Regions from separate parts of the Homo sapiens genome. Here region 1 is linked to region 2. A link is an interaction called in ENCODE POLR2A ChIA-PET data of the cell type or tissue named here. Cell type or tissue: PC-9. All regions are shown on one strand.

Region 1 (8,000 bases), 77 kb after region 2:
GTAATGATTTGATTAGCTTTCTCCCATGATGTTCCAAAGGACAAGTTCACATCAGAAATCTATGCATTTCTTGAGCAACAAAATGCCAACCAGAGCCAAGGTTATATTTCTATCAACTTAGACAAACTTACTTGGATGAATTCTGACCCTATTATTCATTTCCTAGCTCCACTGAGTCCATTAGTTGTTCCAACCTGAGTGATGACATAGAGGAAATGAAATGTGGCTGAATAGAAAGAAAACAGACTTGGAGGTCAGTCCATCTCCCATCTTTTGCACTCACTGTCTCAGTAACTTTACACAAGTCATTGAGCCTTCTAGACTCTCAGAGTTTTCTCCTCTGCAAAATGGAGATGATGGTTACAACTTTTGCCCACAGGCTCTGAGAGGTGTAAATGAGATAATGCCTGTCAATCACCTGCATGGCACATGGTAAGTAACTACATCATAAGTGGTACCTTCTATTGCTGCTGCGGCTGCACGACTACTACTCCTGTTACCACCACCACCACCACCATCGCCACCACCATCATCATCATCAGTAAATCAAAGCAGGTAAACCTCATAAATCTTTTTCATCAGCACTACTGACATCTCTGTGAACCAGAGAATCAGGAAACAGAGGTTATCTGGGAGTCAATGAGAAAAAGCAGGCAAAGGTAGAAGCTGGAACATCTACAAATAACATAAATATTTAAAAGATGTAAGGAAAAAAATCACAAAGCTATACCTCCACTAAGATTTTGAGGATCTCATGAGAGATGATATTGGGACACTGGAACATCACTCTGATGCTATCCTCTGAGATCTATGATGTAGGCTTAAGCTAACCTTAACATGAAGTCATTTGGGTATTCAATTCAAGAAACTTATCTGAAAAGGGTCCAAAGTAGCTCTGCATTATACTGAATTCCTGTATGGAACACAGGGCTGTATGAGGGTATTCCACGGTATTTTGGATGCCTAGGAGTGAGTCTCCATATAATAAATTATGTAATATATGTAATTAACATGCTATGCAGCAATTATTAAAGTTGGAAAAGAGCCCTTTTATAAGCATTAGTGGAGAAACAGAGGGCAACTTCACAATTGCTTAACAGGCTAACCATGATTTATCATCTTTCACTAAAAGTAGTTTTGACATTTGGGAGATATTTTTATGGTCCACACTTCATTCAAATTAGTAATATTCAAATTATAGAGGGCCACAGTAACTGCATAAATGTTCTACAATCGATTTTAAAAAACGGTTAAAATTTTTATTGCTTCTGTGTCTTGAAAGCTATTTTAAATTTCCTTTTCTCATTCCCATCCATCCAGATCATTAAACCAGACCTGACCTCCACCCCAGAAATCCCTCAGAGAAAGAATATTCCATGGAATATATACACACGAACATGTATGTGCACACATACAACACACACAAAATGCACACTACAGCTGCACATACACACACTCCTGTGCATACACACATATGGATATGTTGAGGAGGATGATGAGGTACAAGAGAAATGATAGTAAGGCAATAATCTTGAGCCAGAGCTCTAAATAACAAAGTAAACCACTTCTAATAGAAAAACCTAATTCATGGCATAAATTTATCACTGCTGTTGTACAGCACCTTCCAGAGGACACAGAATATTTCAGGGTGACTCACCAGGTAATTATCCAGTGAAATAATTACATAACTATGGAAGAAACGGGGTGTCCAGTGCAGGGCAGAATTGGGGGAGGCAGGTAATCTGGAGGACAGAGTTTGTATCTACTCACAGCCAGAACATCCTAACTTTAGAACTGTCAAATTCAGTTCTCTAGCAGGAAGAAAAGTCCATCCCCACCCTGATTTTTGAAGCTATGCCCAAAGTAACCTTTTCCATTCCCACCCTACTCCTCCCGTTCTTCCTCTAGCTATTTTCCTACTCTGGAGTAGAAAGACCCTGCCTTGAAAGTCCAATACAGCACATGTTTATTCTCCCACGTCTACACAGTGCCTCACAGGAAATGGAATCAGAGCCTAGGCTCTCATTTCAACTAGCATGTGCACCAATCAACTTCCTGTGTATTATCCAAGGAACTACTAATCCTGTCAAGCCCAGCTGAGACCCCACCAGGCTGGTTTGTGGTTAACTTGCCAATTTAAACTCTAGCTCAATTTTGAAAGCTGAGCTTAGCTGCTAAACATTGCCACATGGTTGAAGAAAGCATGGTGGATGATTGCAAATAGAAACCACCTTCTCCATGACACCAAGAGGATCCCATCATATTACCTGAGTAAATGCCTGAAATATCTGTTCTGTTTATATCTCAGGCACCAAAAGTAAGCCAGACTCATTTAATCCTCATGATACCTCCTCTGGGTGAGGTATGAATCCCATTTTATTGCTCCAGTTTTCTTAAGAAAACTAGAACACACAGCTCTGGTGCCATGAGTTCTGCAATAAGTTTACTGCAATGATGAGAAAAGAAGACAGAAGAGCCAGTCCTCAGACACAAGAACCACATCCCTGAACCACTTACAAAAAATGCACTACGATGAAACCAAGTAGGGAAAGCCACACTAAAATGTCATTTTTATGTGAGCAGCTTCCTCATTTATTTGGTTTGGTGTACTGCATTTTAACACAGGAAACATACATTTAAGCATATACTAAAAAATCGGCTAGTTTCTTCAGTGGCAGGTTGGTGTGTGGATACTACAGCGTCAAAATGTCCATCTTTTGGTATTATGGAAAGATTCTAGAGAATAAGGGCCCTTAAAAGTAGTTTTGAGGGCAGGGGACATTATGGGAACTCTCCGTACCTTTTGCTCAATCTTGCTGTGAAACTAAAACTGCTCTAAAGAAATAAAATCTATTAAAAAGTAGTTTGGGGTGGTTTTTATTTGTTTGTTCATTTATTTGTAAAGAGATGGTATAATCCCCCACCTTAGCTATTAAAAGGGAAATATTTTTTGAGGGTTTTGTTTTTCCAGTTTTGTGACAATGGCACAGACTAATGCTATTTGTAAGAGGTTTAGATGCAGTCTTGGCAATTACCAAGGATTAAAGCCATGATCTTATCTCAAGCATTTTGAAGAGTTACTCATCCAGAAGCAAAAGTTTAAAATATCTTGCATTAAGTTGTAATAGGTTGCCTATCTTACCCAATATTTCAGCTGTAAATTAAGAAATGGTGTGCTTCCACATAAAATATATGAATTACATATTATACAAGCACGAACAGTTTCACTGAGGCATGGAAAATACTTCAAAAGATGACTATAAGCAGACTCTGAAATAGCACTTCATGCAATTACATTCCAATGGCTTTGGAAAATAAGCCACTGTACATCAGTTGGATAACGGTAGAAAAGAACTTGTGTGTAATCAACCTCTACTCTGGGTAGGTCTGAGATTTCTATAACTGACACATCTATAATTAACAACTGCACCCTCTTCATTTTCCTAGCCAATCTCTTTATAAAAGTACATGAAAAGAAAATGCAGAGTAACACAGACCCAAGAAGCAAGTCCCATAGCCAAGAAAAACCACTCTTCTGAGACTGTACGACTCACCTAGAATACACAGAAAGATGAAGACGTACAAGTTAAGACTGGCGAATAGTTCACCCACAATCTCTATACCTAGAAAATGGAGATGCCGGTGCCATTACATTCTAGGATTGACATTAAGCTAATAATGTTTCACACTGTCATTTTTACAAAGACAAAAAGCAACACAAAACTTAAAGATGAGAAATCTCCCCCAGCAGTCTACTCTTCAGTCGATTCTTAATCAGCATTGATTATTTTAATCCTTTGCAAATACACATATATACTGACGTGATTAAACAAGCTATAAAATACAGCAGAATTCCACTATTATCTGCCAGGGCATGAGGTGTTGCATTTAATTGAGTACCCCCCAAATCCCACATAAATTATTAATTGCCAAAAGATTAGCATGAAATCAAACCACAGAAATATTCTTCATGTAAGTTAACTTTTATGTGATAATAGGAAATGCATGTTAAGTTTCTTATCTTTATAATCTCTAGTCATTATGAAAATAGCAAAATGTGGAAAATTTCTACTGTAGTGATAGCTTTGGGTAAAACAGCTTTTAGTAAAGATCAAAATATAAATTTGCAAAAGAAAAAGGGGATAAATTAGAGGATAAGGACTTACTCTTTGAAATGATTATAGTTTGGTTTTTAAAAGCTTTTTTACACTCTTTTAAAAACCAAGGCTCTTAGGCTTAGCCTTAGGAGAGAGCCGAGAGTTATGAAAGTCACCATTCTCCAGAGCGCTGGATTTCCTCACAGCAGTTCTCTACCTCAAATAGGGTTTACCAATGAACTGAAGGGTATCTCAGGTGCCTTTGTTATATCATTTATCCTTCTTCCACTTGTTAAGTTAAAAGTAGAGCCAAGGTTATTCTAGCATATTTTTACATTTTATTAGGATGCTTATACTCACTATTACCATTAAATGCCCCCTTTGCGTTTCTTAGAATAGCACTGTTCAGCAGAAATCAAATGTGAGTTACATATTTAATTTTAAATCTTCTAGAAGCCACATTGATTTAAAAGTACCAAAAGTGAAATTACTTTTAATAAATATTATTTAAAACACGTTCAAAATATCATTGCAACCTGTACTCAAACATACATATAATTAATGAGTATTTTAGTTTTCTCATACTATGTCTTCAAAATCTGATGTGTTTTTACACTTACCACACATTTCAGTTCAAAATAGCCACATTTCACGTGTTCCATAACCACATGTGGCTACCATATTGGACAGCACAACCTTAAATTAATCCTAGCTGTTCGAGGAACTGAAAGACTTTGCTATTTTAACTCAATATAAGATCACAGTTTCATCTATATCTATATCTATATCTATATCTATATCTATATCTATACCTAGAGAGAGAGAGAGAGATAGAGAGAGAGAGACAGAGAGATTCACTCTGTCACCCAGGCTGGAGTGCAGTAGTATGTTAATAGCTCACTGCAGCCTCATTCTCCCGAGCTCAAGGGATCCTCCTGCCTCAGACTCCCAAGTAGCTGGGACTACAGGCATGCATCACCATGCCTGGCTAATTTTTTATTTTTTTTGTAGAGATGGATCTCACTATGTTCTCAGGCTGGTCTTGAACCCCTGAGCTCATGTGACCTTCCATCTTGGCCTCCCAGTGTTAGGACTATAGTTGTGAGCTACCAGGCCTGGCCCCAGTTTCTAATAATTAAAGTCATCTAAAAATGGAACAAGCAGACTTACAAAAGGGTGACAGCCCAGTCTCTGGAAGTGTCATGGCAGAGGCTGGATGGCTTGGGTGGTGTTTTGCAAAGAAGGCAGCCACATCGAGTGCTTCCTATGCCAGGCACTGTGAGACTGTGGCAACTATGAAAAACTAACTCTCTGAATCCTCCCAACAATTTGTAGAGGTGGCTACTATTACCATCTCCATTTTACAGATAAGAAAACTGAGGCACAGGGTACTTCTATTTAAGGTTACATAGCTAGTAAATGGCAGAACCAGGATTCAAACTCAGGCAGTTTGGTCCAAGCTGACATTCCTAGCCACTAAACTCTGCTGTGTTTTCATGTACTTCTTTTTTAAACCGTGAGAATTAGTCATAAGGCACCATTGTTTTAGCTCTTTTTCCCTTAACCTAGGCTAGTTATTTTCAAACTGAGATAGGGCTCCAGATATCCTATCTCCTCTGTAAAAGGCCCAGCTCCATTTACACATCCATGCTCCACCAAAGATTTGCAGAAAAGGGTTAAACCCACTGATGCAGACATATTATAATGACATTATTGGAATTCTGATTTTCTGAGCTTCCTATATCTCTGGAATTGTCTTTGTTAATAGAGCTCCCAAGCAGCAACTTATCCCTGATTTTTCCCTCATCTTTAAAACAATGAAAACACACTTTTCCTAAGCAGTTCATCTCATGACCTCTTGCCAGGTTTACAGTTGTGCCCACTGGCATCTCTGTTCCTCGCCTCCAATCCCCACTCTTTTCTTCTTTTTTTTTTTTTTTGAGACAGAGTCTCACTCTGTCACCCAGGCTGCAGTGCAGTGGCACAATCTCAATCTCGCCTCACTGCAACCTCCACCTCCCAGATTCAAGCGATTCTCCTGCCTCAGCCTCCTGAGTGGCTGGGATTACAGGCATGCACCACCTTGCCCGGGTAATTTCTGTATTTTTAGTAGAGATGGGGTTTCACTATGTTGGCCAGGCTGGTCTCGAACTCCTGACTTCAGGCGATCTGCCCGCCTCAGCCTCCCAAAGTGCTGGGATTACAGGCATGAGCCACTGTGCCCAGCTGATCCCCACTCTTTTCTTTCTTTTTTTTTTTTTTTTGAGACAGTATCTCACTCTGTCACCAAGCTGGAGTGCAGTGGCGCGATCTTGGTTCACTGCAACCTCCAACTCCCTGGTTCAAGTGATTCTCCTCCCTCAGCCTCCCAAATAGCTGGGATTACAGGCATGTGCCACCACGCCCAGCTAATTTTTGTATTTTAGTAGGGACGGGGTTTCACCATGTTGGCCAGGATGGACTCGATCTCCTGACCTCGTGATCCGCCTGCCTCGGCCTCCCAAAGTGCTGAGATTACAGGCGCAAGCCACCACGCCTGGCCGATCCCCACTCTTTTCTACTACTGAGTGCTACTGAGTTCTTTACCTAACATGCAAGGTAACTATGTCATGCTCCTCCTTGGAGTCCTCTGATGACCTTACACTTCACAGCAATGTTTTATTCCCCACATAGTTCAAAAGAGTATTTTCTGGAAGGCTAAGATAACTGTGAAACACTTACTGGAACACCGTTTTCTTTCTTTTACTACAGAATTGAGGAAAGAATGTTTCCCAAAGCATTTTACCATACTCCCTGCTCCCCCACTACAAGTCTCTGGGAACTGGAACAGTGGCGTCAGCTGCCAGGGTTTGAACCGGCCTCACAACTTACCAGCCCAGTGACTGTGGGCAGGTCACCCTATGCTGCAGCCTCCCCATCTGTAACATAGGAACAGCAAGAGTAGGGACACATCAGACTTGTTATGAGAACTACATGAGCTGATATATGGAAACTGCTCAGCAGAGTATATACAATCAAAAGGTGGTAATTATCCTTTGTAACTTATTTTAGAAATACTATCCTATAGATCTAGTTAAAACTCCCTAGGCAGACACAGCAAACCCTTCAAAAGCAGACTCCATCCTGCCCCTTCCTCCTTTACCCTCCTTCCCTTCCATGACCCTTTCATACACACACATACACAACACACACACACACACATCAGTGCAAACAAACTGAACTCTGCCTTTCCCTGAAAATTCCCCTCCACACACACACAGATCAATGCAAGCCAAACTCTGCCTTTCCCTGAAAATTCCAACACACACACACACACACACACACACACACAGATCAGTGCAAACTGAACTCTGCCTTTCCCTGAAAATTCTAACACACACACACACATACACACACACACATACACACACACACATCAGTGCAAACTGAATTCCGCCTTTCCCTGAAAATTCCATGTTCTTTCCTGTTTCTGTACCGCAGCACAAGCAGTTCCCCTTGCTTTGTTTCTTGTTTGTCCTGTTCTCTAAACTCTAGGAGCAAAGACCCTATCTGGTTTCTGGGAGCAGGGACCCTAGCACATTCAGCTTTCCCAGAGCATGACTGTTTGCTGACAATAGGAACCAGGCCTGGATCCTTCTGAAAGCCATGTTAAATAGCAGCATATCATATTTGTCCAAACCTACAGAATGTACAACACCAAAAGTAAGCCCTAATGTAAACTCCGGACTCTGCATGATAATGATGTGTCAATGTAGGTTCAATAATCATAACAAATGTACCACTCAGGGGGTGATGTTGACAGTGGGGGAGGGTGTACATGCACGGGGCCAGGGGTATATGGAAATTCTCTGTACCTTCCTCTCAATTTTACTGTGAATCTAAAATTGCTCTAAGAAATCAAAG
Region 2 (8,000 bases):
GGTGAAAATTACTCCACTCTTCTAAATACCATGCAATAATAGGACTCGCGCTTTTATAAAATGCATAACCTGCAGTATTATAAGGGAAAAACAATAGTTTCTATTGTTATTGAACATGACACTTTTATGTCAGTAACGCAATACCTGTAACTTCCAAAGTCTCCAGCACCTGCTAATTACAAACTGAAAAGGATAATCTGAGTATAGAGAGAGTTACAGCCCACAGAGAGAAGGAAAAGTTAAAGCCTCTGTAATGAGCGAGCTTCAGAAATCGCTGACCTGAAGTTCTTCCTGAGGCTGCTAGACTTCCTTCTCTCTGCAGTGATAGACATGCCCTTCCACTTGACTAAGAAAAGCACAGGAGTTCAAAAACAATCCCTGAGGGTCTGGGGACAAGCCAAAAGGTACAACTGCAGCCCACACATTTTCTTCTCCCCGCATTTTTCCCTTTAACCCAGCCATCTTTACCAAACCTTCTAACAGGCTTGCCTTCTTACCTTGATGTGGGAGGCATTAATGTATCCTGTGTTATTTTCTTTGGTTGGTATCAGCTCTACTCGATTCTCCTCATAGGGGACAACTTCACGGATTCGGCTGCGCTCGGCGTTTTCTGGCAGAGCTGCTGTGCTGAAAATGCCATTCGCCTTTTTCTTTGGAATTTGCTCATATTCTGTGAACACCATTCCCTCTTCTAGTTTCTTCTTCAGGGTTCTGAACTGCAACAGAAATTGATCTTCAGCTCTCTAAATTATCTGATCCAAAAACTCAATGAAACAACCAAATTTCTTTAAATATTTAGCGATTGTGTTAAAAGAGATTTCAAGTTCTACAATCAATGCTTGGTTTGTCTCATTATCAACCATATTGATATTTTCCCTTGTCTAATAACCATTTTCCTTCTTACTCATATTATAAGTAGAACAAATCTGCAAGAACTAGCAAGAGTTGAAATTCAAAAATCAATATTTTTGCTATTAACAACTCTGTTTAAAGTCCTAATGATAAAGAGACTGTTAATCTTAATTATCCAAACATCCTTTCCTCCACCTATATAGCTGTTTTTAAGATGATACTGGTCCACAGTTCTATAGCTCTGAGGATTAAATCACTCTCTTTTTTCCTCCTTCCTGGCCAAACTACTAATTCCAATAACATGGTATTAATTGGGTTAAATGATTTCTCTGAAGTCCCTTCTGGCTTTAAAAACATTCTAATTCTGGATACATACTGGCAGAAATCGAACACCCTGGTGTTATTAGTACTTTATTACATTTATACAACCTGTTTCTTAACCTTCTGACAGCAATTTCGGGAACTAAGGATCCACCTTTCTTCGCTTCTGAAACACTACCATGCAGCTGCTTTCTGCTTTTCAAAACCCATGTTGTCACAATGCATTATCCAGACAATTATAAATCAGCCTCATTTTATGGTCATACGAGGGGACAGCATTTTTAAAGAACTCTATAAATGCTTGGATACAAGGTCATGTCTTTTGCGGGAGACATGGATGGAGCTGGAGGCTATTATCCTTAGCAAACTAAAGCAGAAACAGAAAACCAAATACTGCATGTTGTCACTTATAAGTGGGAGCTAAATGATAAGAATTTATGAACACAAAGAAGGAAACAACAGACACTGGGGCCTACCTGAGGGTGGAGGGTGGAAGGAGGGAGAGGAGCAGAGAGGATAACCATGGGGTACTGGGCTTAATACCTGGGTGATGAAATAATACGTACAACAAACCCCTGTGACATGTGTTTACCTATGTAATAAACCTTCACATGTGCCCCCAAAACTAAAATAAAAGTTTAAAAAAATTAAAAATAAAAATAAATGCTTGGATAAAATAATCACTTCCTAAGAAGTGGCAATTGCTCACAAAAATCACAGAAATTCAGAGCTACTGCAAGTGTTTAACTTGTGCATTTTACAAAACAGGAAGTGGGCCCAAAGAAATTGAGTGACTTGACCAAGTCATACAGCATGTTAGGGGCTGATGGTTTTAGTCAACCAATGATCTGCCAACCGGACAAAGCAGGAAGACCGGAATGGAGAAACATGAGATGCTGAAAGGGACTGATTTAATGCAACACAGTTATACCTGATCTTCCTAATCTCAGATTGAAGAAAGAATGCATCACACAAATCTCAATGCTGGCATATTCGGGCAAGGAGGGTGTTTTGGGATCCTAAGACTACAGAGAATGAGTCACATTGACAAGCCTGCCACTTACCCTCTCGTCCATGGGAACCCGGGTGGCATCAACTCGATTCTCTTCCCGCCCTGAGACTCGAGCCACCGAGAGCCCATTCAATGCTGCCAACATCAGCGGCCTCTTCTGTGCCTCCAGGCCTGCCATCTTCTGCTTCTCTAGATTCTTGCGGCAAGAAAAGGCATGTGCTCATTGTTTATAATACTAGTAGAATGTTGGAATGTGTTTTAATCTCCTCAAATCTGTAACTCCCCAGCCAAGGAATGCAGACAATCACCATCAGTAGGGCAAATTCAAACACAGCCTTCCCACTATTCCCACTGGGCCCCTGGAAGCCAGTTCCTACAGGACTCCTGAGCTTTTATTCTTAATTAACTCCTTAGCTAGATAGACCAATAAATAAGAAAAAAGACTCCCTACAAATACACCCTGCCATAGGGCAAAACAAAACAAAACAAAAACAAAATAGGGTACATGCGATACACTTTAGAAAGGTAAAGATGACAGGACAAGGAAAAGAGAAACAGGGTTATATGAACCATCTAATCCAATCACAGTGACGGACCTTCTGCACAGACGGAACGGAGCAAAACTTGTAAAACAGTTTGTTGTTGATTGAGAGATCCACACACATAAACTGTAGAGGAAAATCTTCCTAAGTTTCCGTCCTGAGGGGCTAATGCTGAGGACGTTAATTCTATAATTAATCTCTGATCCTTGGAATACCTAAGGGTGTGTCATCCCCAGAATTGAGAGCTGATGTGGTTTAGCAAACTCACTAACAGCAAAGCCTGGCTGGGGTCACCTAAGATGATCCGCAGGCATCACCCTCCAGGCTTCACCCAGAGGGCCCACAGTAACAGAGACGGTGCCTCCCAACACAAATGGTGGGACATCACTGCATGCCACTGAGCTATGGGGGAACATGGACTCCGGAACTGAGCAGACCACTTAGGGAAAGGTTTTGATGTTTACACCTGGTCCTGGTTTGTGGCTTTTTGATTTCCATCCTCTCTGCCCTCACCTCTAAATTGAAATTGGATTGGGCAGGGCTGGTTTTTAGCCTCCTGCTGTGCTTCCTCAGGTCCTTGAAACTAACCGAGTATGAAAAAGCTCTCTTTATGCTCACTTCAAGCAAGCCACGAAGGGCCTTTCCTAAAATTAAGTGTGTCTTTGAAGTTAAGGGAAGAACACAGGCATTCCTCATAGAAGCAGATGAGTTTTGCAGGGTTTAGGATTTTGATTCACAATGAAGGGCAACCAATTTGCAGATTCATTTGACTGACACAGATGAAGAGCCATTGAATCCTTGGTTTCTTTTCAAGCCTTGAGAGACTTTTTTCCTTATTCTATGATGTATAAATTCACTCCCCAGGAAGAGGTCTTGACGGAGCCATCCCACAGGGTTATGAATTATTCTAATTGCGGGTGGGAGGACTGCATGACGCCCTTCCATGTGTCTCCACAATGTCACCTACAATCAGAATGAAGCCTGTGTGAGTGACACTGACAACAGGATGCCTATCCTGGTGGCAGCCGACTCATCAGACAAACCAAAGGAGTATCTCAGAGGAGGTTACTGGGAGAAAGTGAGAAAAGCACTGTGAAAGGAAAATATCTTGGGCCCCAAATCACTAAGCTAAAAGGAAAAGTCAAGCTGGGCACTGCTTGGGCAAACCTGCCTCCCATTCTATTCAAAGTCACCCCTCTGCTCACTGAGATAAATGCATATCTGATTGCCTCCTTTGGAGAGGCTAATCAGAAACAAAAGAATGCAACCATTTGCCTCTCACCTACCTGTGACGTGGAAGCCCCCTCCCTACTTCAAGTCTTCCTGCCTTTGCTTCAAGTTGTCCTGCCTTTCCAGACAGAAACAATATTGACTGATGTCTCATGTCTCCCTAAAATGTATAAAACCAAGCCATGCCCCGACCACCTTGGGCACATGTCATCAGGACCTCCTGAGGCTGTGTGACAGGTGTGTACCCTCAACCTTGGCAGAATAAACTTTCTACATTAACTGAGACCTGTCTCAGATTTTCTGGGTTTACAGTACCCAAGGACTTACCACCAAAAGATATAATATTCTTACAAATGACCCTGGTCTCTCAATTCTCGGGAACCCCCTGGGGGAAGATTCTGGATTAAAATTTTTAGGTCTTTGTTTGCTTGCTGCTAGTTTTGGGGAGAAAGAGTTTTTCTTTCTTTTTTTTTATTTCTGCCACCTCTTTCACTTGGGAATCTATTTTCACTGCTCTCCAAAGTTTTGAGAAGGCAATAGTCCTGAAAAATGGGTCCTGAGCTCCTCTCAGCAGTCCTGCTTTCTTTCCACCTGCACTGTAAGGTGACCCTAACTGGGTCTAAGACAAAAAGTAATTAACTTGTCTTTCTCGGGAAAGGATTATTACTCAGTGATAAATCAAAGTATGTCTCTTTGATCCTTCTCACTCACCCTATCAGCTTGTTACCAGAGATAAAAAAAATAATAATAATTCACAAGCTCTGATCTGTGATCAGAGGGCCTTTTCTTCTCAGTGCATCAACTTCTGGCTAGGGGACTACAAGCAGGGAAGTATCTTCAAGGAAGCAGTAGGAGCCAGAATGAGAAGCTATAAAAGCGGCGGAACCATCCATCAAACAGACAAGCAGCTCCAGGAGAGCTGCCCAGAGGGCAAATTCTCACCATACCTGCACACCCCGCCAGCCCCTGAGTTTTCTTTTGCTAAAAGTTTCTCATTGTGTTCTGATCAAGAGGGCCCTTAGAATGGCCATCACCTCTCATGAATTCCCATCAAGCTGGCAAAAGCTGCCCATAGTGAGGAGAGCAGAGAAGTATCTGACCTGTGGGGATGTTGCTTAGGCTATGGGGTGAGTTTTTGCATTAAAAACAAAACAGATGGAGACTCATCTTGGGCTCAAAGCCACTGGCATTGTCACCACCTTGCCTGGCCTCCTGGCTCACTGAAGCAGCTCCTAATCCAACTCTAAGGTCTGCCGGTGTCCTTGAGCTCCTGAGTGTAGCAGATTTGGGGGAAAAAAAAATCAACAGGGAAAATGAAGTAGAAATGGGGTAATTATTTTCTTGAACTAAAGGTTAATGGCTAAAATTTGCTAGTCATTATTACCCACATGAATGGAATGGAAAAGCATCTGGAGAAAAAACAATAGTGAAAATCTCCTTGTTCCTTTGTGATAATGCAAGGAGCTCTAAGGAGGAGACCCATGCCAAGATTTTGGCTACAGGCTATTTGTTTAATACGAGTAACAAGAGAAGAGGATGAATACAACCAAAATGAGGTTATGGGACCATGTGGACATCATTAAGTATCAAGTTGGCAGGGGAAATAGCTAAATTAAATGCTTAGACTGATAGGTTCTTGATGCTAATGTTGCTTTTAAGTGGTCTGGAAGAAGTATTGAAAAATCATTTTCTACCAATAAATTGCTTTATTCCATGCTGGGAAAGCTCTCTCCCAACAGCACCTACCCATTTCTTCCATTCCAAGCCAAAGGTTTTCTTTGCTAGAGGCAAAGGTACACCTTGCACAATTTCCTTCTAGGTTTGCAAAAAGTCATATCTGTATAAAAATCTCTTAGCACTACTCTAGTGGGGCTGGCCAGAACTGTGAGGTTGAGAATGTTCTTAAGGTTTTCCAAAAGTAACAAGGTTGCTACAGATTCAATTTCTGACCCCAGGAACTTGGCTTCCTTAAAACTTTGGGCCTTGATTGTTCTTTTCAGGTTGAATCCCAGTGATGGGTTAGGAAGACCTGGAAATGAAGGTGGCCTAATGGAATCCATCAAAGCAAATTTTAAGTTACAACTGTTTCGGAGTTCCTAAAATTAGGCTTGGCTACCTTATGGTGCAGCCATGGTGAATGAAGAGAAGTCAATCTGGCTTTGATTAGTTCTAGTTAATAGGTTTTTTTTAAAGGAGTGAAAATGTTCATGGCAAGCAGCAATGGAGATTTTTTTTTGTTTTTCTGAGACGGGGTCTTGCTCTGTCATCCAGGCTGGAGTGCAGTGGTGCCATCTCGGCTCACAGCAACCTCCGCCTTGTGGGTTCAAGTGATTCTCCTGCCTCCCTCCTGAGTAACTGGGATTACAGGTGCACGCCACCACACACGGCTAATTTTTGTATTTTTAGTACTGATGGGGTTTCACCATGTTGGTCAGGCTGGTCTTGAACTCCTGACCTTGTGATCTGCCCACCTCGGCCTCCCAAAGTGCTGGGATTACAGGCGTGAGCCACAGTGCCCAGTCGAGATTTTTTAAAGTAGCTATAATCCAAACATTTTCTCATTAGTAAGAGCAGATTCACTTCGTTGTTCTATATGTGCCTGCATAGTCCTGTTCTGACAACTTAACTGTCTCCCCAAATTGTACAATATATTTTTTTAAAGCGATGAGGTTTAGTCCTGTCATCCAGGCTGGAGTGCAGTGGCAAAATCATAGGTCACTAAAGCCTTGAATTCCTGGGCTCAAGCGATCCTCCCACCTCAGCCTCCTGATTAGCTAGGACTACAGGCTCCTGCCATCATGTCTGGCTGGTTCTTTTTTTATTATTATTTTATTTTAGAGATAAGATCTCATTATACTGCCCAGGCTGGCTTCATACTCCTGGCTTCTAGTGCTCTTCCTACCTCAGCCTCCCAAGTAGCTGGGACTACAGGTGTCCCCCACCATACCTGGCTCTGTACATATTATGAAGAAGAGCTATTCATGTCTAGTACTAGGATGGATCTTCAAGTGGTAATATGTATGTATATATGTATGTGTGTATTCACGTATGTGTGTGAATTTTTGACAGAATAAGTTCAATGGAGAATTATTTATCCAATTACTAAGTTATATATCCAATTACTATAATTTTCTTGAATCTGTGTGAAACATCTATTGAAAGAAAATCTGAATACAAAGCTAGACATATCACAGTCCAGACAATACTGGTGAGTCTTGACTTACGGATCTATACAGAAGGCGGTATAGGGATGTTGCTCTTTAATACCTAACTGGATGTGGGGGACAGCTTTCCTTCAAGAAAACAAAACACTAAAAGACACAGCAAGGTGAACTTCCCCAATACCAGCTTACCCAATTGGAAGTCTGAGCTTTGAATAAACAGCAAAATGCTGGCTGAGGCACTGGCCTCAATAACGTACCAAGTACACCTGTTAGAAGCCACAAATGAGAATGGAAGATTTATCTGAAAGGGCAAAAACTCAACATTTTGTGTAATAAAGTACTACCTTTTAAATGCTCAATGATTCCTTAAAAACCTACCACGTTCCCTGCATAAGCCCTGCCCCTTGCTCAGTGCCTGAAGCATGTGCTTTCACACTGGAAAATGCCCTGGGAGAGGAGGACACTCACCCTGATCATCATCTCTCTCTCTATAATGCTGTCTTCCAGGGAAAACATTTCAGACACAGGTCTCTCCTTCACAGGCTCTTTTTTGACCCGCTCCTTCACACTAGTCAGGTCGGGTTCCGAGATGGATGGGCCGAGAGAGGCCCCGTTGACAGCCGGCGGGTCAGTCCGAGACATGCTGATGGCCTTGGCTGGCCCATGCCTCAGCACCCTGGCTCTGGCCATGGCGGGAGGAAGGCTGGCTTGGTCCTGCCTCAGAGCCCCATTGCTCACACTCTTCCTTGGACCGGGGTACTCAGGCGGGGGCTTGTTGGGGATGCGGGCCAGGGCCGCCTGCAGCTGGGCACTGTACTCCATCTTCTCCCGGAGCATGGGGATCTGGGGCACCGATTCTGGAGCCTCCTCCTCCTCCTC

What was found. ChIA-PET counts read pairs that join two places held together with the same protein. Peaks named below come from ENCODE experiments on the same cell type or tissue, not always from the same donor. Only the 100,000 strongest peaks of a DNase experiment are listed, where the experiment ranks them.
Region 1: POLR2A ChIA-PET joins it to region 2 with 10 read pairs; 3 of 35 experiments call an interaction of 5 or more read pairs at or near these places.

Annotation. Positions count from the first base shown.
Region 1 is chr1:214,453,128-214,461,127 of GRCh38, forward strand. The region is part of intron 2 of PTPN14 (protein tyrosine phosphatase non-receptor type 14); the gene reads right to left. Among named protein-coding and RNA genes, the nearest start is that of PTPN14, 94 kb to the right of the region's middle. In PC-9, no CTCF peak of the experiment used is centred here; DNase peaks (open chromatin) are centred at 204, 1,664, 2,114 and 3,044; H3K27ac peaks cover 2,007 bases.
Region 2 is chr1:214,375,722-214,383,721 of GRCh38, forward strand. PTPN14 (protein tyrosine phosphatase non-receptor type 14) reads right to left here. Exons shown (of 19, transcript NM_005401.5): 13 at 7,590-8,000; 14 at 2,238-2,381; 15 at 498-716. Among named protein-coding and RNA genes, the nearest start is that of SMYD2, 99 kb to the left of the region's middle. RefSeq lists enhancers at 4,611-5,112, 5,113-5,612. In PC-9, no CTCF peak of the experiment used is centred here; a DNase peak (open chromatin) is centred at 4,910; H3K27ac peaks cover 1,692 bases.